Regions from separate parts of the Mus musculus genome. Here all the other regions are linked to region 1. A link is a loop called in an ENCODE intact Hi-C map of the cell type or tissue named here. Cell type or tissue: heart. All regions are shown on one strand. Region 1 has its middle 29 kb from the start of D330046F09Rik. Region 2 holds the start of Bmp4 (bone morphogenetic protein 4). Region 3 has its middle 12 kb from the start of Rubie.

Region 1 (8,000 bases):
CATAATTAGAATTTCTAATTAAAAGAAGACAAACGAAAAAGAATAACAGCGGAGTTAAAGAGCACTGGCCCAAGGGCATTTTGTGTTTTGAGAGTGGGATGATTGAGAACAGTCAAGGGCTGTAATTTTTTGTTTTTGTCATGGAGTAAGATGCTTCTCTTCTATATGAACATCTAGTTAAAAGGGCTTCCAGTAGCTCTGTGTTGCCCAAAGAGAGGGGTATGCTGTGAACCTTACCTGTGTTATGCATTTTGAAGTTCATTGATTTTTGATAGGATCGTTGACGGTTGATCTTTCTCATTGGAGTAACTTGTATGGCATCCCAAGGCCATCATATTCCTTAAAGTTGGGAGGGTTTGAAGCTGCTCATCGCTGGGGATGGGGCGCTTAGACACACTATACAAAGGGTGTATTTAGTCTACAAGTGGGAAGATGCTGCAGGCACCTGGCGCATAGGGCATAAAACAAATGTAGGGGAAGAAACTTGTAGTGATTCCTTAGAGCCATTTTCCCACAGACCCAAAGTCCTGTTCCTTCCCAACCTGGGGAACTCCTTCTGTTGATGCTGTATGAACATGGCGGACGGGGAGAGGGATTCCTTGCTGGTGCCGTGGGGCTCATGCCTTGGGGAATGAGAACGGTTGCTCACCATCTTCACACATGGTAACGGCTGGGGTTCTTGAGGGAGCAGTTATCAGAGTGTGTGCCTCCCAGATTCCACAACAACAGGCTACACTCTTGGTAAGTGAATTCTGCAAGAAGCCTGCTTGGCAAGCTTGTATACACACACACACACACACACACACACACACACACACACACACACACACACACACACCACACACCACAGACCACCCCCACAAGTATCTTTCAACTCTCAAAATTCTTCACACGCCTTTTTTTTCTTTTTCCTGATAAGAGGAGCAAACCACTAAACAAACAGGGGAGGTGCATGTCCTTTAGGGTCTGTAGTCACTTTTTTTTTTTATTAGATGTTATGTATCTGTGGATCGACTCCATTGTGATCCAGCGATCTGAATCTGCACTTGCTTACAAGTCTGTTTTTACAGACTGTGGAAGAACAGAGTTTTAATTGCTTGCCGAGGAGAGCGGGGATAGAATCCTCCAGGTAAATCTGGTATATGTGTCAGATTAGTTTTGCCTAGAGGAAACGCCATGTCTCAGCGTCTTATACCCCTAATTTATACCCCCTTATAACTGTGATTACCGTGACGTGGAGTAGAGAGATGCGGTGAATGATTCAGGAGGCTGGCACGGGAGGGTCACAAGTTTGAGACCACCACCACAAGAAAAAAAATGTAGTTCTCAGAAATTGGCTTCTGAGATTAAAGGGGAAACTATATAACCTTACTGGTTAATATTTCATAACCAGTAAGCTTTGGATGGGGGGGAAATTGAAGAAAACAGAACAAAGTGTGTTTGGCAGACTTCTGCTGTCTTTCCTGCCTACTCAACAAGCTCAAAGGCAAGGACCGTGTTTCTCTTGGTGGCTGCTCTCTCTAGGGAGGTAGAGTTGTTTTGTATAATTCAGCTGACATTACCTTAACTTCGGGACACTCACCTTGGAAAACAAACAGTTTGATACCCAGAAACATCTAGAAACTTCCCAGAAAGCAATGATCTTAGCCTGTGTTAGAAACAAACCAACAAAGCTTACTCTTCCTCCTCCCTGCCCCCACTCCTGTCCTCCAGGCTCCAGAAAACAAGTTTGTTGAGCAGGGAAGGGAAATGCCTCCAGCCAGCCAGTCTGAAGACAGGAATGCTGGGCAGGAGATCCGATCCACAATCGGAAGGGTAGAAGGGGCCGATAAGGCTGCATCAGTCACCAAAACAGGTTTCGGAGGTAAAGTGAGGAGGGCCAGGAAATTTGCGATAGGATCGCACTGGGCTGTTAAATCCTGGCACCCAGCGCAGGAGTGGTGACTAAGAGACACTATTTAAACAACAGAGTTTGCGCAAGCGCAAAGGCTCCCTAGCCAAGCTCCTGTGTCAGATCCTCCTGGAGCTTCTGGTCTCTCAGAAAGTACCACGTCTGTGGTCAGTGTCTGCACTGGGGCTGGAGATCAGCTGTGTGTTCATCTCTAAACATTTGAGTCTCTTTTCTAGGAGTACACCCCCCCCAGCCCCCCACTCCAGCCTGCTCCCTGACCCCCACATCCAGGCTGGTCTTCAATTTTCAATCTGCCTGCTGATCAGCCTCAACTGTTGGGAGTGAAATGAAGGTTTTCTGTGGCCCACTTCCCTTCGAGCAGAAGTAGACTGACTTTGGTTAATATCAATACAAGACACGTAACTACGTTTCTCTTGCTTTCTCCTCTTTTCTTGGAAGTACGTTTTTCTGGGTAGAAAGACAGCTTTGGACAGTTGTGCATTTTTCGGTCTCTGGAATTTTAGTATATGGTCCAAACCAGTCGGACTGTATGAGCTGGGCGTGGTGGTGCAAACCCTTAGTCCCAGCACTGGGGAGGCAGAGGCAGGCGGATTTCTGAGTTCGAGGCCAGCCTGGTCTACAGAGTGAGTTCCAGGACAGCCAGGGCTATACAGAGAAACCCTGTCTCGAAACAACAACAACAACAACAACAACCAAACAAAAAAACAAAGAGAGAGAGAGAGAGAGAGAGAGAGAGAGAGAGAGAGAGAGAGAGAGAGAGAGAGGCCAGTGTATCAGGACGTCACTGTGCCTGTCACATTTTTTTTTCTTGGAGTGTGTATATTAATGTGGCCACACATTGCGTATGGTGGGCGGGGACACCCTCAGGTGCTGTCCCCTCCTTTCTTTTTTCCTCTTCAAGACAGGTTCTTTCACTGGCCTGGAACTTGTCAAGTAGGCTGGTTGACCAGCCAGTGAGCCACAGAAGTCCACCTTTCCCGCACTCACGGCCATCCCAGCCTTTCTTCACCTTTGTGTGGGTACTAGAGACTGAACACAGCAGCAGGGTCTCACGCTTGCAGGGCAAGCACTTTCTGGCCGCGTCCACCAGGTGGAGGATTCTGACAGAGCGGACACCTGTTTCAGGGTGTTCTGATTCTTGTTGGGGGAGCTGGGTGGCCCTAAGCATAGCAGACCCTACAAGGGAAGCAATCAGGTGCCCACAGCAGGAGCCTCCCTTGGCCAGTAGGGGTGATCAAAGAATGGAAAGCCAGGGCCAGCACTTTTTTCAGTCCCATCGGTCTATGGTGAAATCTCAGGCGTCCGGTGTGCTTGACTCCCAGATCGAATCTTCGGAAGAGGCTGGTGGTGTGCCTGCTTCGGGATCCAGAGGCCAGCTCTCTGGCTTTCCCCTGGGAGAGCATGCCCAGGCTGGTAGGGTTGCAGTGTGGCTTAGAACCAGGAGAGAGTGCGCCCCCTCGGGAAAAGGGAGAGCTGTAATTCTCAAGAGTAGCGCTAGAGGTCGCAGCTCGAAAGGAAAGTGCCACTCAGACTCCAATCTGACCTCAGCCCCCCCCCCCCCCTGTTTTAATCTCTGGAGACTTTCAGGCTTTCTGTGCTGTTACTCTGAGCCATGGCGCTTTTCTGTATTTGAGGGTCACTCTCCAGGCAAACCTAATTTATTCTCCCTGTCCCACTGCTCCTCACGGTAGGAGAGGCATGTTAGGTAGAGGCATGTGAGAAGCTCTGCCTCTCAGAGAAAGGCAGAACCCCCTTAAGGGGACACTTTTGTCTTCCTGCATTCCAGGGTCAGCTTATATCCTGTTGTTGTTGTTATTATTATTATTATTATCATTGTGGTTGTTATTATTGGTTGTTATTGTTCTTATACTACACAGATATGTAAGGCTGGATATACATGTCTACACTCACAAAAACATACTATTCAAAATAACAATAGGAATGGAATGGAATTGAGTTGGGAAAGCCTGAACCACTGAGAATAGTTGAAACCCAAAATTGATGTCCAGTTCTGTATTTGCTTTATATGTTGAACGTCAGTGGGGCTAGGCTAGAGAACCTTCATGCACTCGAGTGATATCCTGATATATAGGATAATTGATTCGAGACCCTTGGGAAAGGGTCGTTCAACCACAAAGGGGTCTCAAACCACAAGTTGCAAACTGTTGTGCTATAACATGGGATCACTGAACTTCATGCTAGCTGAAATAAGCCTGTCACAAAAAGGCAAATAATGGACGGTTCTGCTGTTGAAAAGTAGCTAGGATAGTAAAACGGAGAGACAAAAATTAGTGCCTCCCGGGAGATAGGGGGAGGAAGGCAGGAGATCACCTTAGGGTCACTACTGTGGTGTAAATAAACATCATGACCAAAATCAACTTGGGGAGGAAAGGGTTATTTTGCTTATTCTTCCTTATTACAGTTCATCACTGAGGGAAGTCAGCGCGGAGACTCAAATAGGGCAGGAATCTAGAGACAGGAGCTGATGCAGAGGCCATGGAGGAGTTCTGTCTACTGGCTTGCTCAGCCTGCATTCTTATAGCATCCAGGACCACCAGCCCAGGGGTACCCCACCTACAGTAGACCAGGCCCTCCCACATCAATCACTAATTAAGAAAATGTCCACTTGCCCACAGCCCAGCCTTACGCAGGCGATTGTCCCTGCCTTCTTGGATAACTCTAGACTATGCCAAGCTGATATAAAAACTGGCCAACACGGAGATTACAATTTATTAAATAATGAGTTTCAGTTTGGGAAAGTGAAAATGTTCCAGAAATGAATAGGGGTGGCGGCTGCACCATTCAAATATACTTACTGCCACTGGATCACACGTTTAAAATGGTTCAAACAGGCCTGGGGAGGAGGCTCATTTGATTGAGTACCCAGTTAGCATGTCCAAGGCCCTTGTTTGATTCTCAGCACCACCGAAACCAGGAGTGGTGGTGCACTCCCAGCACTCCCAAGGGAGCGGCAGAAGGATGGGAAGTTCAAGGACATCCTTGGGTACATAATAAATTTGAGTCTAGCCTGAGCTACATGAGACCCTATCTTTAAAAAGTGTCAACATGGCAACTTGTGTGTATATTTTTCCACAAAATTCTGATAGAGCAGTTTCAGACTCAGTAAGAGTTCTGTGATTTGAGATTGCTCCCCCAATTCTGGGCCCCACAACATGAATGGGACACTACAGCCAACCTGTGAGTTGAAATAACACCAAACACTGCTGTCACAGTTCTTATCGTAATTCATTCTTGGACAACTTCACACTTGTACATAGTACATTCTGATCACACCGTCCCTTCTCCGTGCTAGTTTCTCCCAAAGCTAAATTGATCCCGTGGAAAGATTTTTCTTCATTTGGCCTTCCGTTTGTAAAGGGAGGTGCAGCTGATGGTTGATCAATCCCAAGAGTCTGCCTAACTGGCAAAATGCATAGTTTGGGGGATTCTTTGTTGCCACCGAACTCAGTGGATACCAATTTACAAACCCCAAATTCTGAGAGTCCCTGCTTTGCAAATTGGCTTGGGTGCTGTTAGTTCTTCCACATGTGTGCATGGCTGTGCGTGGCTGTGCGTGGCTGTGCGTGGCTGTGCGTGGCTGTGCGTGGCTGTGCGTGGCTGTGCTTGCTCAAGGTGCATTAAGCAAGAGAAGAATTATAGATAGCCACAAGTTCCAGAGCCGGATTCAGCTCACCACCTCCCTCAGTGGCCACTGTAAAACACAGGGCCAGACGTAGGCCCTCCTTAGCTCTCTCTCCACTTTTATTGAGCATCTATGGTAGGTTCCAAGACAGCAGATAAATAAGGCTTAGTCCTTGCCCTGGCAGAGCCCATGGCCCAGCAGGGGAGGCAGCTACATCAGCAGCTTACCATAATGCAGCAGCGTGATAAACTGGGTCATAATGAGATGGGCAGAGAGGCAGGGGAGCACTGGGGAGCAAGTAAATCTAATAGTATCGTGGGGTTTGCCAGGTTTTACAGGAAGAAAACAGATTGCCTAAGACTTAAAGTTAGACCCCCCAAGCTGAGACGTGGGCCCATTTCCCTTCACGTTGACCCTAGATTTGCATGGTGTTCTTCCTGTAAGCATGTGCAGTACCATGGCTGGTGAATTCTGGGTTAAGGATCTGTGATGGAAGGCAGGCAGGCAGGCAGGCAGGCAGGCAGGCAGGCAGGCAGGCAGGCAGGCAGGCAGGCAGGCAGGCTGGCTTGTGGCATTCATCAAGGCTCCAGCTTGCCAGAGGGAAGGTCAGCAGCTGTTACACTTCTCTCTGAAATAACTGCAAGGCCTCATACTGTTTCGAGTGTGATCCCTAGCGCAGCCATATTGGAGTGGGGCATCTGGAGCTCACTGGCTCATGAGGGCTCCTCATCAGTGGGTTAATCCATTAATGAAGTCATAATTTTCTGGCATGATTGGAAGATACTGGAAACTTTGGAATTCTAGGTCTCATTGGAGGAAGTAGGTGTCCTCCGGGAACACCCCCCAGAAGGGTAGGTCTTGTCTCTGGATCTCTCTTGTTCTCTCCCTCTCTGCATCCTGGCCATTGAGACGTAGCTGATCAGCAGCTGTGTTGCACACATATTTCTTCTACGATGTTCTGCATCATTTACACATATGGAAATATTGGAGTCTGCAGACCCTGAACTCAAACCTTCGAACCTATAAGCCAGGCTACATCTATTTCTGTTAAGTCAACGTTCTCAGGTCCTTCGTCATAGTAATGGAACACTGACTGACACGGAGCACATGAGTTGATGGATTGGGTGGGTCAGACATCAGTCACAGTGGTTAGGACACCAGGGAACAAAGTAAGGGCAGACTGGTATATGCCATGGCCTTAAAAAAAAAAAAAACCAAGTTAGCAGGAGAGGCAGCTCAATGTTAGAATGCTCACCTGCCTAAGACCAGGGGTTCAATTCCAAGTAGTGAAAACACAACACAAAACAAACAGAAGTGATAAGCAGAGGCAGGGGTGGGTGGGCAGTTGACAGTGTTTGCTGAGGTCTTAGTGAATTCTTAGTGCTGTGCTGGTATCCTTTCTCGAAGTTCCCACAACCGGATTGGGCTGTTTGTGCTGTTGTGGCCCCTGTGTGTAGATGAGATGTCTGAGGTACACAGAGGTTATTCACTGGTCTCAAGCCATGTAGTAGGATGTGTAAGAGGGGTATCCAGGACTTAATCTGGGGGCTGCAGGGCCCCGATCATATCCTCTGATCTGACTTTTCATACCAGTGCCAGCACGGACCAGGCTTCAGAGTTAATATGTGAATGTAAAACTGATGTTAACTCTGCTCACTCTAGTGAGCATTTCCATTTTGTGTGTGCATGCAAGTGTGTGTGTGTGTGTGTGAGATGGTGTATAGCATATGTAGGTACACGTGTTTATGTATATAGATGTCAAAGGTTGATTTAAACTGCTTTCACCTTACTCTTTGAGACAGGGTCTCTCACTGAACCTGGAGCCTGCCAATTGGTTAGGCTGATTGTCACTTGGTTAGGCTGATTGTCACTCTTTCCTTTTCTGGTGCTGTGGTCACAGATGCCAGCTGCTGTGCTGGTATGTTACACTCTAGGGATTTGAACTCAGGTCCTCATGCGTGTGTGGAGGGCACCTTGCTGGCTGAGCCATCTCCCTGGCCCCTGCATTTCTCTTTGTCCATTCCTAAGATCTCAGCTTACCATTTTCTCTTCTTAACTCTTGCCTTGTCCAGACGGTGCCAGGCATCACTGGTATCCAAACCAAGGTTTCTATGCCTACAATTGCAGCTTCAGTCAGCCATACTCTGCCGGCCCCTGTAGGTTTGTCTTGAGGTTTCCTGTTCTGTTTCTGCCAGAGAAGACCCTTTACAAATGAAACGCCGCTCTAGCATAATGTCTCGTTTAGATCAAAGTGCACTGTAAAATGAATAATAGTGGTAGATTTCTCTCTGTGGCCTCAGAGGAACATCCAACCCCTTTGTTTGTCATCTGAGGTCACTTCCCAGTATTAAATTGTTCTGCTATTCTTATGTCCTCTGTGCCCCTTGTATTCGTTCTAAGAAAGTTGATCCTGGACACATTTGTGCTGGTTAGTTGTATGCCAGC
Region 2 (8,000 bases), 310 kb after region 1:
TGGTACTTATTAGCTCTGAAAGGATATGTAAAATAACTTTTAAAACAGGAGTATTCATTGGCCAGGCATGGTGGTATATACCTGCAATCACTGTCTGGTTAGACTTTGCTTCAAAACCAACCAAACCAAACCACACCAAACTTAATTTGTTACTTAGCATAACTGGGAGGTGGGGGCTGCGGGGCGGGGGGTGGGGGAGTGGGGTGGGGTGGGGAGACAAGGAAGACTAGGTTTGCTTGGGTCAGCAAAGATGCTGATGGGTAAGGTTTTGTTTGTTTGTTTGTTTGTTTGTTTTTTGTTTTTTGTTTTAAAGTTGGGTCTTTCTCTACATAGTCCTGCTTGTCCTGAATTCGCTAGGTAGACCAGGCTGGCCCAGAACACCTAGAGATCATCTGGCTGCCTCTGTCTCTTGAGTTCTGGGGCTAAAGCATGCACCACTCTACCTGGCTAGTTTGTATCCATCTAAATTGGGGAAGAAAGAAGTACAGCTGTCCCCAGAGATAACAGCTGGGTTTTCCCATCAAACACCTAGAAATCCATTTTAGATTCTAAATAGGGTTTGTCAGGTAGCTTAATTAGAAACTTTCAGACTGGGTTTCACAGACTGGTTGGGCCAAAGGTCACTTTATTGTCTGGGTTTCAGCAAAATGAGACAATAGCTGTTATTCAAACAACATTTGGGTAAGGAAGAAAAATGAACAAACACCACTCTCCCTCCCCCCGCTCCGTGCCTCCAAATCCATTAAAGGCAAAGCTGCACCCCTAAGGACAACGAATCGCTGCTGTTTGTGAGTTTAAATATTAAGGAACACATTGTGTTAATGATTGGAGCAGCAGTGATTGATGTAGTGGCATTGGTGAGCACTGAATCCGTCCTTCAACCTGCTATGGGAGCACAGAGCCTGATGCCCCAGGAGTAATGTAATAGAGTAATGTAATGTAATGGAGTTTTAATTTTGTGTTGTTGTTTTAAATAATTAATTGTAATTTTGGCTGTGTTAGAAGCTGTGGGTACGTTTCTCAGTCATCTTTTCGGTCTGGTGTTATTGCCATACCTTGATTAATCGGAGATTAAAAGAGAAGGTGTACTTAGAAACGATTTCAAATGAAAGAAGGTATGTTTCCAATGTGACTTCACTAAAGTGACAGTGACGCAGGGAATCAATCGTCTTCTAATAGAAAGGGCTCATGGAGACCTGAGCTGATCTTTCTGTTCTGGATGAGAGAGGTGGTACCCATTGGAATGAAAGGACTTAGTCAGGGGCATACAGTGTGCTCCAGGCTGGGGATGGTCAGGATGTTGTGCTCAGCCTCTAACACTCCTTCCAACCTGACATTCCTTCTCACCCTTTGTCTCTGGCCAGTAGAATACAGGAACTCGTTCCTGTTTTTTTTTTTTTAAATTCTGAAGGTGTGTAAGTACAAAGGTCAGATGAGCGGCCCTAGGTCAAGACTGCTTTGTGGTGACAAGGGAGTATAACACCCACCCCAGAAACCAAGAACCGGAAATTGCTATCTTCCAGCCCTTTGAGAGCTACCTGAAGCTCTGGGCTGCTGGCCTCACCCCTTCCCTGCAGCTTTCCCTTTAGCAGAGGCTGTGATTTCCTTCAGCGCTCTGGGCAAATACTCTTAGCCTGGCTCACCTTCCCCATCCTCGTTTGTAAAAACAAAGATGAAGCTGATAGTTCCTTCCCAGCTCCATCAGAGGCAGGGTGTGAAATTAGCTCCTGTTTGGGAAGGTTTAAAAGCCGGCCACATTCCACCTCCCAGCTAGCATGATTACCAACTCTTGTTCTTACTGTTGTTATGAAAGACTCAATTCCTCATCTCCCTTCTTTTAAAAAGGGGCCAAAGGGCACTTTGTTTTTTTCTCTACATGGCCTAAAAGGCACTGTGTTACCTTCCTGGAAGGTCCCAAACAAACAAACAAACAAACAAAATAACCATCTGGCAGTTAAGAAGGCTTCAGAGATATAAATAGGATTTTCTAATTGTCTTACAAGGCCTAGGCCTGTTTGCCTGCCAAGTGCCTGCAAACTACCTCTGTGCACTTGAAATGTTAGACCTGGGGGATCGATGGAGGGCACCCAGTTTAAGGGGGGTTGGTGCAATTCTCAAATGTCCACAAGAAACATCTCACAAAAACTTTTTTGGGGGGAAAGTCACCTCCTAATAGTTGAAGAGGTATCTCCTTCGGGCACACAGCCCTGCTCACAGCCTGTTTCAACGTTTGGGAATCCTTTAACAGTTTACGGAAGGCCACCCTTTAAACCAATCCAACAGCTCCCTTCTCCATAACCTGATTTTAGAGGTGTTTCATTATCTCTAATTACTCGGGGTAAATGGTGATTACTCAGTGTTTTAATCATCAGTTTGGGCAGCAGTTATTCTAAACTCAGGGAAGCCCAGACTCCCATGGGTATTTTTGGAAGGTACAGAGACTAGTTGGTGCATGCTTTCTAGTACCTCTTGCACGTGGTCCCCAGGTGAGCCCCGGCTGCTTCCCGAGCTGGAGGCATCGGTCCCAGCCAAGGTGGCAACTGAGGGCTGGGGAGCTGTGCAATCTTCCGGACCCGGGCCTTGCCAGGCGAGGCGAGGCCCCGTGGCTGGATGGGAGGATGTGGGCGGGGCTCCCATCCCCAGAAGGGGAGGCGATTAAGGGAGGAGGGAAGAAGGGAGGGGCCGCTGGGGGGAAAGACTGGGGAGGAAGGGAAGAAAGAGAGGGAGGGAAAAGAGAAGGAAGGAGTAGATGTGAGAGGGTGGTGCTGGAGGGTGGGAAGGCAAGAGCGCGAGGCCTGGCCCGGAAGCTAGGTGAGTTCGGCATCCGAGCTGAGAGACCCCAGCCTAAGACGCCGCTGCGCTGCAACCCAGCCTGAGTATCTGGTCTCCGTCCCTGATGGGATTCTCGTCTAAACCGTCTTGGAGCCTGCAGCGATCCAGTCTCTGGCCCTCGACCAGGTTCATTGCAGCTTTCTAGAGGTCCCCAGAAGCAGCTGCTGGCGAGCCCGCTTCTGCAGGAACCAATGGTGAGCAGGGCAACCTGGAGAGGGGCGCTATTCTGAGGATTCGAGGTGCACCCGTAGTAGAAGCTGGGGATGGGGCTCAGGCTGTAACCGAGGCAAAAGTTGGCCTATTCCTCCTTCCTTCTCCAACAGTGTTGGAGGTGGGATGATGGAGGCTAAAAGGCACCTCCATATATGTTACTGCGTCTATCCAACCTACTTTAGGGAGGTGCGGGCCAGGAGAGGCGGGAAGGAGAGAAGGCCTTGGAAGAGAGGTCATTGGGAAGAACTGTGGGGTTTGGTGGGTTTGCTTCCACTTAGACTATAAGAGTGGGAGAGGAGGGAGTCAACTCTAAGTTTCAACACCAGTGGGGGACTGAGGACTGCTTCATTAGGAGAGAGAACCTAGCCAGAGCTAGCTTTGCAAAAGAGGCTGTAGTCCTGCTTTGCTCTAAAGCGCGACCCGGGATAGAGAGGCTTCCTTGAGCGGGGTGTCACCTAATCTTGTCCCCAACGCACCCCCTCCCAGCCCCTGAGAGCTAGCGAACTGTAGGTACAGAACTCGCTCCCATCTCCAGGAGCTATTTTCTTAGACATGGGCACCCATGCATTCTGCCTTCTGGTACTCTCCCCTCCCTGGGAAGGGGTGTAAGGTTCGACGGACCGTGGCCAGGATGCCGAAAGGCTACCTGTGCGGGTCTTCTGCCATGCTGTGTCTGTGCGGACATGCCAGCAGGGCTAATGAGGAGCTTGCGATACTCCAAAGGGTTCGGGAATTGCGGGGTCCTTACACGCAGTGGAGTTGGGCCCCGGGGACTCAGAAGGTTTCCCGCCACGGCTTTGGTTGATAGTTTTTTTAGTATCCTGGTTTATGAACTGAAGGTTTTGTGAGATGTTGAATCACTAGCAGGGTCATATTTGGCAAACCGAGGCTACTATTAAATTTTGGTTTTAGAAGAAGATTCTGGGGAGAAAGTGAAGGGTAACTGCCTCCAGGAGCTGTATCAACCCCATTAAGAAAAAAAAAAATACCAGGAGATGAAAATTTACTTTGATCTGTATTTTTTAATTAAAAAAAATCAGGGAAGAAAGGAGTGATTAGAAAGGGATCCTTGTGAAGTTGAAATTGAAACAAGTCCTTCGTCTATTTACTGGGCTTTAACGTCGAGAGCGCTCCACACACCGCCAAAGGCACAGGATTGTCCGGGGATCCTGAGCGTCGGCGGTTCCACGGTGCCCTCGCTCCGCGTGCGCCAGTCGCTAGCATATCGCCATCTCTTTCCCCCTTAAAAGCAAATAAACAAATCAACAATAAGCCCTTTGCCCTTTCCAGCGCTTTCCCAGTTATTCCCAGCGGCGACGCTGGTCGGGGAATAGAGAAATCGTCTCAGAAAGCTGCGCTGATGGTGGTGAGAGCGGACTGTCGCTCAGGGGCGCCCGCGGTCTCTGCACCCAGGGCAGCAGTGTGGGATGGCGCTGGGCAGCCACCGCCGCCAGGAAGGACGTGACTCTCCATCCTTTACACTTCTTTCTCAAAGGTTTCCCGAAAGTGCCCCCCGCCTCGAAAACTGGGGCCGGTGCGGGGGGGGGGGAGAGGTTAGGTTGAAAACCAGCTGGACACGTCGAGTTCCTAAGTGAGGCAAAGAGGCGGGGTGGAGCGGGCTCTGGAGCGGGGGAGTCCTGGGACTCCGGTCCTCGGATGGACCCCGTGCAAAGACCTGTTGGAACAAGAGTTGCGCTTCCGAGGTTAGAACAGGCCAGGCATCTTAGGATAGTCAGGTCACCCCCCCCCCCAACCCCACCCGAGTTGTGTTGGTGAATTTCTTGGAGGAATCTTAGCCGCGATTCTGTAGCTGGTGCAAAAGGAGGAAAGGGGTGGGGGAAGGAAGTGGCGCGCGCGGGGGTGGCGGTGGGGGTGGAGGTGGTTTAAAAAGTAAGCCAAGCCAGAGGGAGAGGTCGAGTGCAGGCCGAAAGCTGTTCTCGGGTTTGTAGACGCTTGGGATCGCGCTTGGGGTCTCCTTTCCGTGCCGGGTAGGAGTTGTAAAGCCTTTGCAACTCTGAGATCTGAAAAAAAATGTGATGCGCTCTTTCTTTGGCGACGCCTGTTTTGGAATCTGTCCGGAGTTAGAAGCTCAGACGTCCACCCCCCACCCCCCGCCCACCCCCTCTGCCTTGAATGGCACCGCCGACCGGTTTCTGAAGGATCTGCTTGGCTGGAGCGGACGCTGAGGTTGGCAGACACGGTGCGGGGACTCTGGCGGGGCTACTAGACAGTACTTCAGAAGCCGCTCCTTCTAACTTTCCCACACCGCTCAAACCCCGACACCCCCGCGGCGGACTGAGTTGGCGACGGGGTCAGAGTCTTCTGGCTGGAAGTTAGATCCGCTAGGGGTCGGCTGCCTGTCGCTAGAAGCATTATTTGGCCTCTCGGAGACCCTGTGGAGGAAGTGCTGGAGTGTGCGAGTGTGTTTGCGTGTGTGTGTGTGTGTGTGTGTGTGTGTGTGTGTGTGTGTGTGCGCGCGCGCGCGCGCGCGCCCTTGGAGGGTCCCTATGCGCTTTCCTTTTCATGGAACGCTGTCGTGAGGCTTTGGTAAACTGTCTTTTCGGTTCCTCTCTCGGCTGCACTTAAGCTTTGTCGGCGCTGTAAAGAGACGCGTCTTCAAGTGCACCCTGATCCTCAGGCTTCAGATAACCCGTCCCCGAACCTGGCCAGATGCATTGCACTGCGCGCCGCAGGTAGAGACGTGCCCCACGTCCCCTGCGTGCAGCGACTACGACCGAGAGCCGCGCCAGTGGCTGGTGTCCCGCCGAGAGTTCCTCAGAGCAGGCGGGGACAACTCCCAGACGGCTGGGGCTCCAGCTGCGGGCGCGGAGGTTGGCCTCGCTCGCAGGGGCTGGACCCAGCCGGGGTGGGAGGATGGAGGAGGGGCGGGCGGGCTCTTCGGTGAGTGGGGCGGGGCCTCTGGGTCCACGTGACTCCTAGGGGCTGGAAGAAAAACAGAGCCTGTCTGCTCCAGAGTCTCATTATATTCAAATATTCATTTTAGGAGCCATTCCGTAGTGCCATTCGGAGCGACGCACTGCCGCAGCTTCTCTGAGCCTTTCCAGCAAGTTTGTTCAAGATTGGCTCCCAAGAATCATGGACTGTTATTATATGCCTTGTTTTCTGTCAGTGAGTAGACACCTCTTCTTTCCCCTTCTTGGGATTTCACTCTGTCCTCCCATCCCTGACCACTGTCTGTCCCTCCCGTCGGACTTCCATTTCAGTGCCCGCGCCCTACTCTCAGGCAGCGCTATGGTTCTCTTTCTGGTCCCTGCAAGGCCAGACACTCGAAATGTACGGGCTCCTTTTAAAGCGCTCCCACTGTTTTCTCTGATCCGCTGCGTTGCAAGAAAGAGGGAGCGCGAGGGACCAAATAGATGAAAGGTCCTCAGGTTGGGGCTGTCCCTTGAGGGCTAACCACTCCCTTCCCAGTCCCGTCCCACTAGCCTGGGAAGGCCAGTTCCTTGCCTCATAAAAAAAAAAAAAAAAAAACCAAAAAAAACAAAACCATGTTCGTTTTGGAATCACCCCTACCGTTCCCTGGGAACAAGACTCTTTAGTGAGCATTTTCAACGCAGCGACTACAATGAAATAAATCACAAAGTCACTGGGGCAGCCCCCTGACTCCTTTTCCCAGTCACTGGACCTTGCTGCCCGGTCCAAGCCCTGCCGGCACAGCTCTGTTCTCCCCTCCTCCTGTTCTTAACCAGCTGGAAGTTGTGGAAATTGGGCTGGAGGGCGGAGGAAGGGCGGGGGTGGGGGGGGGGTGGAGAAGGTGGGGGGGAGGCTGAAGGTCCGAAGTGAAGAGCGATGGCATTTTAATTCTCCCTCCCCCACCCCCCTTTACCTCCTCAATGTTAACTGTTTATCCTTGAAGAAGCCACGCTGAGATCATGGCTCAGATAGCCGTTGGGACAGGATGGAGGCTATCTGATTTGGGGTTATTTGAGTGTAAACAAGTTAGACCAAGTAATTACAGGGCGATTCTTACTTTCGGGCCGTGCATGGCTGCAGCTGGTGTGTGTGTGTGTAGGGTGTGAGGGAGAAAACACAAACTTGATCTTTCGGACCTGTTTTACATCTTGACCGTCGGTTGCTACCCCTATATGCATATGCAGAGACATCTCTATTTCTCGCTATTGATCGGTGTTTATTTATTCTTTAACCTTCCACCCCAACCCCCTCCCCAGAGACACCATGATTCCTGGTAACCGAATGCTGATGGTCGTTTTATTATGCCAAGTCCTGCTAGGAGGCGCGAGCCATGCTAGTTTGATACCTGAGACCGGGAAGAAAAAAGTCGCCGAGATTCAGGGCCACGCGGGAGGACGCCGCTCAGGGCAGAGCCATGAGCTCCTGCGGGACTTCGAGGCGACACTTCTACAGATGTTTGGGCTGCGCCGCCGTCCGCAGCCTAGCAAGAGCGCCGTCATTCCGGATTACATGAGGGATCTTTACCGGCTCCAGTCTGGGGAGGAGGAGGAGGAAGAGCAGAGCCAGGGAACCGGGCTTGAGTACCCGGAGCGTCCCGCCAGCCGAGCCAACACTGTGAGGAGTTTCCATCACGAAGGTCAGTTTGTGCTCTTAGTCCTGGCGGTGTAGGGTGGGGTAGAGCGCCGGGGCAGAGGGTGGGGGGTGGGCAGCTGGCAGGGCAAGCTGAAGGGGTTGTGGAAGCCCCCGGGGAAGAAGAGTTCATGTTACATCAAAGCTCCGAGTCCTGGAGACTGTGGAACAGGGCCTCTTACCTTCAACTTTCCAGAGCTGCCTCTGAGGGTACTTTCTGGAGACCAAGTAGTGGTGGTGATGGGGGAGGGGGTTACGTTGGGAGAAGCGGACTGACAGCACTCAGACTTCTGCTAGCCCCAGCGGTGTGCTTTAGCTATATCAAAGCCAGGGTTTCTGCCCGTTTTGTTCAAAGCACCTACTGAATTTAATATTACAGCTGTGTGTTTGTC
Region 3 (8,000 bases), 140 kb after region 1:
CTTATGCAGATGTCTTGTCTGCATGTACATCTGCACACCAGAAGAAGACATAGGAATTCATGGGACTACAATCGTATAGGTTGCGAGCCTCCATGTGGTTGCTGGGAATTGAACTCAGGATCTCTGGGAGAGCAGCCAGTGCTCTTCACCGCTGGTCTCTCTAGGCCTGTTGACATCATTTTGAATGTTAAATTATAAGCAACTTTTCAGGCAAAGCACCCCGTCTCCCCACAGCTGCATATGGTGTCCCTGCAAAGGCAGGGGTGAATGTTGGGGTCCATTCCTCCACAAGATACCTCGCCCCCCAGACACTTAGGTTGATAGCCAAGTCCCCTCTGTCAGACATATTCTCTTGGTCAAATCTAGACAGCCCACCTTCCCGACACTGCTATTCCTGGGAGCCGAGCCTGGTGCCAGGCTGTACTGAACTCTAGATGAAAGGGCTCTCTTCTGACAGGCAGCTTGCGCTAAACCTTGACCTTTTTGAGCTTTGGGAGGTGGACAAGGGAGCAGAGGGGGACGGGCAAGGAGGGGCTGTGTGGTCACTGCTTATAGAGAGTCTGTTTACCTGCCTTCAAGGGTCACAGCCATCTGAATGGGTTTCTGGGACTCTGCTCTTGGGTTTGGTTTCAGAAGACCCATACTGTGGAATTCGGCTCCCCCCCAGGGCCTACCCCTTGCTCTTTGGGATGGGACTTTAATTCCCCAGTGTGACTCCAGCCTTTCAGGGGAGCACTGTAGCTTTCTTGCAAGCCATGTGGATGGCTGCTGTAAGTGGACTTTACTGTTGTTGTATAAACCTTCATTTAAAATTGACTATAAAATGTTTCTGAACCTGCCAAACACGCATTAAAATATTTTGCTCCATTTATGCCTATGTGTAACATTTGGTTTCTAAAGAGCTTTAATCAGTGACTTCAAGTAGGAAGTTATCCATCTTTATTGCCGGTTGGTTCTCAGTGGTGGTCGGGGCAACAATCTTTTTATTGCTTCTGTGTTTAGTTGTTCTTTGACATGATAGAAGTCAGCTGCAGTTCAATGAGCTCACTATTTGTGCAACTTAATTGCTTGCTTCCTCCAATACATACTCAGTTTTTCCTTTTATGAGCGGGGCTGTTGGAAAAATTAAGCTTAAGGATATGGCCATCCACTGTTAATTAACCTCCTTCCCAAACACATTAGTAAAATAGGTCAAATAGCTGCTGAGTGCTAAGTGTACTGTTACCAGGGTCTTCCTGGGCTGAGAAGTGGATCCTGTGTTAAGTGAACAAACGCTGGTGCTTTGAGCATTCTCTGGAAGCAGGCATGGCATAGACCGATGCTAACGGCCCTCCCCCTCCCCTGCTGTACCACAGCCATCCCTTCTGGGTGGGACCCCGAGCTGCTTAGATTGTTTCTTTCTGCAAACATTCAAAGACTTTCTTCCTTAGGTTATTGCCTGTTTTAAAGGTGGGGGGGGGGTCGGACCTAAACCTAGCTTTCTCTTTAGTCACCACTGCTGCTGTTTTGGTTCATCATTCCTAGCATAATCTGAATAATGTGAGGTCTAGATGTGCTCGAGATGTGTAGAAAGAAGGAAACTGATCTATCAAAGCAGGTTCACAGAGACCTCATCTGATTCTCTAGGTGTTGATTCATATTAAGGTGGAAAGTCATTTAATTGCCAGGAGGAGGGGTTGGTTGGAGCTTTCCCAAGTGAAGAGAAAGTATTTTGAGGTTTATATGCATTTAAGAAAGAAAGAATGAATAAATGAATGAAAGAAGGAAAGAGAGAGTGAGAGAAAGAAAGGAAGGAAGGAAGGAAGAAAGAAAAGATTTCTGAATTTGGTGAAAGGTAAGAAAATGCAAGGAACAAATTTACCCTTTTAGACAGTGAGAGAGCACACGCAAACAGAACTGAAAGGAAAATGTGTGAGAGAGAGAAGGATGAATCCGGTCATCTCTACTGTCTGATTGAAATTTCACAAGTTAGTCTTTGTATGCCAGGGGATGAAAAAGGAAGGAAACATAGCTGCCCCAAAGAAACGTCATGCTGATAAGTACAGAAAATTTTCTTTAGAAATTACTAGTTATCACCTAAATCTTGCAAACATTTTGGCAAACAATCTACATTTCTGAAATTGTCCTCCCTGATACAGTGACTGTCAGGCTGTGGTGGGCCAGTGCCCTTCCCAGACCTTTTTGATTCCTAACATGGACAGATTTCCACCTTATACTTACAGTTACTGTAGAGGGCATGCTACAGCATTGCATTTTTGTAGTGTGATGTCAGAATCCTAGAGACACAGAGTCAGTATTGAACTGCTATCCTGATTTTCATACTTTCTAACCCAAGATAATGACCCCATGGTTATCCTGGAGGATCTCTGGACATTTGTTCTCCTCAGTGAGGCTTGTAGCAATGTGCTGGGTCATCCCCAGGAGTTGTGAATTCTAGGGGTTACATTTTCTCCCATCTTTTGTCTGACTGATGCCTGAGATGCAAATGGTGGGCTATAGTAAAACTGGAGAATGGTGGGAAACCTTACTTCAAGGTTGAAAAAACTTGTCAGGAAGAAGAGGAAGAGGAAGAGGAAGAGGAAGAGGAGGAGGAGGAGGAGGAAGAAGAAGAAGAAGAAGAAGAAGAAGAAGAAGAAGAAGAAGAAGAAGAAGAAGAAGAAGAAGAAGAAGAAGAAGAAGAAGCAGCCCAAGACGATGGTTATGAAACAGCGAATTTTGGAAACTTCTAAGGCATTGTCCTGATGCTCTCTCTATATATCCCTAGAGCCCTGCTGATGGAATCTAGCAGCACCGTTTTTGTTTCACATTCCTTCTAAACTAGTTGCATCCAGGAGATTCTGCCAGGTCTCGCTGAGCTTCCAGGAATCCATGGTTTGCTTGGCTCTTGGATTCTTCTTAACTTTAAGGAGTGTGCTTTCTCTTCTGACTTTGCTAGTAAGTCATGATGGACTTCAATAAAATCTGGACAAGGAGCCCTAACAGCCACGAAATGCTTCCTATAACCAGCAGGTGGCACTGTGGATACTACAGTGGTGAAAACTGGGATGTAGGCAGCAAAGATAGGGTGGGGGGCTGGAAGGATTAGGTAATGCAGGTGAACCTACCGAATTTGGGATTAACAGGCCATTTTAGACAGCTCTAAGCAGCCCTGGGCTTGCAAAGCTCCTTCCCTCCTTCTCTCCCTCCCTCTCTCTGTTCCCGCCCTCTCTCTGTTCTCTCTCCTCCTTCTCCCTCTTTCCTCCTCTTTTCCCTCTCTCTCCTCCCTCTTTCTCGTTCTCCCTGTCTCTCCCATCTCCTTGTCTCCCCCATATCCTGTCTCCTTCCCTCTCTCCTCCTCTCCCTCCCCCTTCTCCCATTTTCTTTCCACTGGCACCAAACGATGGCTACTTAAACTTTCCTTGCTGTGTCTGCTGCTGTTCCAGGTTGAGAAACAGACTCAGGAAGATGTAGTGAATTTTATATCAACATCTACTCACATTATGAGACCACAGTGTGTAAATTCAAGGATGGTGTGTAGAATAGGTTACACTCTATGCTCATGACCCATTGTCCCACTAGGGACACAGGTTATTTTGGTTTATTTAGTTATATCAAGGAGATCAGGACATTTCCCTGATCTCTACTTGTCTCAGTACTCTCTGTCATGTGTGGCTTGTTTCTTTAGAAATTTATTGGAGAGAGAATTATGTAAATCAATTTTTAGAAGATACCCCTTCTCTGAATAAATTTTCGTACTTTTCAAAGTTCACGAGGTAGTTGAATTGAACAGAGATGGCCACAACTATTCGCTCCAAGACACCAGCAAAGGCACAAGGCTTATGGGATTCTCTTTGAAGGAAGGAACTTGTAATCAGAAACAACTTTCTCTGTAGCTTAGACCAGGGGCCAAGGAAGGCCCTAAAGAGGAAATGTAATTGCTCTCAATATGGCTTGCAACATGGAGGACTCTTGGGAACACCAGCCCTACCATCAGAAACATGGCCTCCTCTGCATGGATGAGCTGTGTTCTAGGGCTTGGTGGTTGCATTACCATTTTCTGCTTGCAGCAGTAGAAAGCAATTTTTTTCCCAATGGAGTTGGAGCCCATCTTTCTAAGAAGAACCAAAGGGGTTGGAGTCTGAAGGTGTTGGAGCCATCTTTCCAGGGGAGCACTGAAGGGGTTGTGGGTCCAGGGAGAATTGCTTCTGTCATCAGCGGTTGGTCTTTTTGTTATGGGAAAGCCAAAGGACTACAGAGAAAGGGATGAAGAACCACAAAACTGGATTTAGAACAAGGGGACAGAAGTCACTATGTAAAGGTCGGGGTCTTGGGGACCAGTTTCTATAGTCCGAGTGTCTCTCCAGTGTCCAGAATCGTACACATTTCTGCCATCCCCGTGCTGTGGGAACTGAGGCAGGCAGCTTGAGAGCTGCTCAGGAAGGATGTTTTGGACGGTCACTCTGTGTGACTGGACAGTTTGACCTACTAAGGGGACCTTGGAATGGAAACTGGTTTGCTATCTATCAACAAATAGGGCTGCTTCTGACTACTTCAGCAAGCTTCTCTCCAGCTTCTTGGACACCTTGCCCTCCTTGAGCCCAAAGCCTGGGCAGCCCTCGAGCTGCAAAGTGGAGCAAAAGTTCCCTGTCACTTCCTCTTCTGAAGGTTATGTCTGCAGACACTGGCTCCCATACCCCATAATTACTTTTTCACATTTTTTAATATAGTAACACATGGTTGGGCTTGTGGTACAGGGACCAAGTGATACCTCCAGGCCATGAACGCTATAAATAACTCCAGGGATCATTTTATATGGTTAGGGAAGGAAACTGCTTCTCTCTTAAGAAGTTGTTCCAAGAGGTAGGACTTGGGGACCAATGACTTATATTTTCAAGAGCCCCTTGCCATTTCTATTTCTCTATATAGCTCAGAGATCCTATCAGTATCAATGTATTGGCTTGTCAGTCAGTCTTATATCATGTTTTGGTGTAAAGTGGTTCTTGAGGGCATTTTTGTCACACATAGAGAGAGGCAATTATGTGGGTTAAGCTGTGAACTCCTGTCTCCTGAAGGAGGGCTCCTAGTGGGTACTCAGGGCTGGCATGTCGCTGGGTAAACCCCTCACTTGAGTCAACACTTGAGTAGACAGTAGCACCTTGTGCCACTGACCAAACAACAATAACAACAAACAAACAAACAACCCCCCAAAAACCAAAACAGTATACCACCCAAGGCAGTCTGATCTTTGAGCTTCCTGAGAAGAACAATTGAGAATATTTCTTGTGTTTCAGCAACTTCAGCACACATTGGCCCTTTTTTTCTTCTTAAGTTACCTTAGTTCACTTAAAATAAAACTAAGGTAGAGGCATATGGGACTCAGTTTACCCTCTGCATCTTCCAGAGTCATCTTGAGACTAGGAACCGTGAGAGCCAAACTGTAGCACTGACCAAACTCTCAGAGACACCTGGTGCTGTTTTCCAGGTTTTTATTTTTCAAGAGTCCTCCAGTTCTGGTCATCTGACAGCCACCATTTTAGGGAGAAGGAACCACGGCTGACAGTAGGGCAGACTGTCTTTATCTCAGGATGTTGCAGCCCTGACCAAAGCAAAGGTTGGTAGTATTTCTTGGGCCCTGTCCCCTGAACTCTCACACAAGGACTCCTTGGATAAGTGAGGTGGCAGCAGACCCCCAAGTTCTAGTCAGCCATAGGTACTCCAAAGTCTCCAACACAAAGCATTCCATTATAAAGTTGGCTCTTTGCACATGATGTTTCCAGCAAATACTTGTACCTGTTTTCTGCCATGCCGCAGTCTTTGAGATGATTACATGCCTTTGCTCAAGAATGGCACGTTGCCAAAGCCAGAGGTCTGCCTGCTGGAGTCTCAATAGTGTTCATTATGAAGAAGTTTCTATTCCTACCCTGGAAGGAAAAAGCCACTCACAGATAAAGTGTATGATATGATTATGGTGCTTTAGATAACCACAAGTATTACTTCCGACATGATAAGAGATTGTATTCTGTCTCCATTATGCAGGGCTTGGCTCAGCCTTTTTAAGAAGTGGTGGCATTTTTTTTTTTGAAGGCCACTTGATCAGTTTGGAACCAGTGGGAGCGTGAAGGTTTATGCAGATAAAATCAATGTCAGTTGCAGCTACCGCAGCAATGGCAGAGATGGGGAGAGAGGGAGTGGGGTGAAGAGGGAAAAGGGTAGAGGTAGCGTAGACAGATGGAGTGGGAAGGGGGTTGAAACCTGGAGCAAAGGGCCCTTAGCAATTCCAGTAGCTGTTTGGAGAACGTTGACTAAGCAGCTTGTCTATCAAGATGTTGGGTGACCTTTATTCCCCTGTGCAAACCTCATTAGGACTAAGCTCACAGAGAAAGTTTGAATGCTCTCAGCTCCTTGGAAGGATGTATTAATGAGACAAATTCAATTTGGGAAGGGAGTAGAGATTTTAAGACAGGGTTTCTCTGTCTAGCCCTGGCTGTCCTTGAACTTGCTCTGTAGACCAAGCTGGTCTGGAACTCACAGAGATCTGCCTGCCTCTGCCTCCCAAGTGCAGGGATTAAAGAAGTATGCTACCATGCCCAGCTGGACAGATAAACTTTTAAATAGACAGGAGAGTTAGCACCACTACAGGATTTTTCTGGAGGGGAATATAAAAAGGGGAGTTATAAGCCTGGTTAGAATTTCCCACATTAAGTTGTAGAACAGAAACTGAAGGGTCCACTGTCATAGCGTGGATACTATTGTTTTATCGTGAAGGCAGCCTTTGATGGAAAAGGCAACCCTTAGAATACCATTCTAAAGATGTGGGCCTTTGTAATTATCCAAGCAAGCAATGCTAGAACTGCCTTCCTAATTGCATAAGACAAGGGGTTAATGGCTGAATTCTTTACTTCTGAAATCTAGAGGGGAAAAAAATGAGAGTAAACATTCAAGATTTAAAATAAATCCAGGAGGCTGGCGAGGTGGCTCAGTAGCTAAAAGCACTGTCTGCTCTTCCAGACAGTGCTGGGTTCATTTCCCAGCATGCACCTAGCAACTCACAGATGCTCATCACTCTGGTACCAGGGGATCTAATGTCCTCTTCTGGTCTCTGTGAACACCAGATCCAGACACACATGTAGACAAAACATCAGTACAGATAAAAAAATATATAATCATAAAATGAAAAGCTTTTAAAAAGTCCAAAAGCTAGGATAATATTTACATGTGTGTGTCCATGTATACATGTTTGTTTATGTAAGAAAAGCCTAAGCCCCAATTATAGCAAGAGTGTCATCAGTTGTGCCCGAGGACCATCTGAGAGCTCAAAATAAGCCATCATGAGAAGCATCTGCCTCATCATAAAATATCATGGCTGCTGGGTGCTTTGTGCATCTTGAAACTGATAGATGATGCCGGGGATGAGTGGACAGCCCAGGGAAGATAAAAGAGATTTTGATTTCTCTAGTGTTCTCATCCCCGTTCCTAGGTCACTCATAGTTATACTTCCCCAAGGAGATCCAAGTTCTGTATTTCAGAAGGTCTTGAGAATAAGCCCACCAGCTCCCTTAAATCGTTATCTTCAATTTTCTATCCTCCATAAGAGATAAAAAATGTGTGGGAACTTGCATCTTTGCTAAGCAGAAATATGACTGCTCAGTCATTGGCAAAGTGCTCAGGGGTTATCCGTACAGGAAAGGACGAGGGATTAGGATTTCAATTAAAATAGCCCCAGGCCAGGAAGATAATTTTACGTCAGTCAAGTGCTTTCTGCACTCCATGAAGACCCAAGTTTGCTCTCCAGAGCCTATGTGAAAGGCCCAGCATGGTAGTGTGTGCTGTGAAGTCAGTGCAGGGGAGATGGATTCCTGGTGGCCCCCTGGCCAGTCAGGAGCCTAAGCCATGAGTTCCAGGCTAACTAGTGTTTCCAAAATCATGGTGGATAGCTTCAGAGGACCAATACTCACTGTTCCTCTGCCTGCCCATACATGAACACACACATGGTGTGTGTGGGGAGACAGAGACATAGAGAC

What was found. Peaks named below come from ENCODE experiments on the same cell type or tissue, not always from the same donor. Only the 100,000 strongest peaks of a DNase experiment are listed, where the experiment ranks them.
Region 2: a loop joins it to region 1, with 2.5 times the contacts of the local background. A loop is called at or near these places in 6 of 42 quality-filtered maps.
Region 3: it touches region 1 in a loop (2.8-fold over the local background); 12 of 42 quality-filtered maps call a loop at or near these places.

What each region holds. Positions count from the first base shown.
Region 1 is chr14:46,698,349-46,706,348 of GRCm38, reverse strand. No RefSeq gene overlaps it. Among named protein-coding and RNA genes, the nearest start is that of D330046F09Rik, 29 kb to the right of the region's middle. In heart, a CTCF peak has its summit at 3,367; DNase peaks (open chromatin) are centred at 1,928 and 3,288; H3K4me3 peaks cover 713 bases; H3K27ac peaks cover 1,289 bases.
Region 2 is chr14:46,385,330-46,393,329 of GRCm38, reverse strand. Bmp4 (bone morphogenetic protein 4) reads left to right here and starts at 2,661. Exons shown (of 4, transcript NM_007554.3): 1 at 2,661-3,026; 2 at 6,050-6,174; 3 at 7,236-7,615. The coding sequence starts at 7,243. It overlaps Gm15222 (predicted gene 15222), which reads right to left and starts at 5,852. Exons shown (of 1, transcript NR_166856.1): 1 at 4,048-5,852. RefSeq lists promoters at 1,572-2,978, 347-2,978, 3,029-4,986, 5,079-6,077, 5,630-7,246. In heart, a CTCF peak has its summit at 4,422; DNase peaks (open chromatin) are centred at 2,639, 5,169, 5,949, 6,739 and 2 weaker places; H3K4me3 peaks cover 5,666 bases; H3K27ac peaks cover 5,586 bases; H3K27me3 peaks cover 2,641 bases.
Region 3 is chr14:46,560,195-46,568,194 of GRCm38, reverse strand. No RefSeq gene overlaps it. Among named protein-coding and RNA genes, the nearest start is that of Rubie, 12 kb to the left of the region's middle. In heart, a CTCF peak has its summit at 3,000 (motif pointing right); a DNase peak (open chromatin) is centred at 2,864; H3K27ac peaks cover 1,490 bases.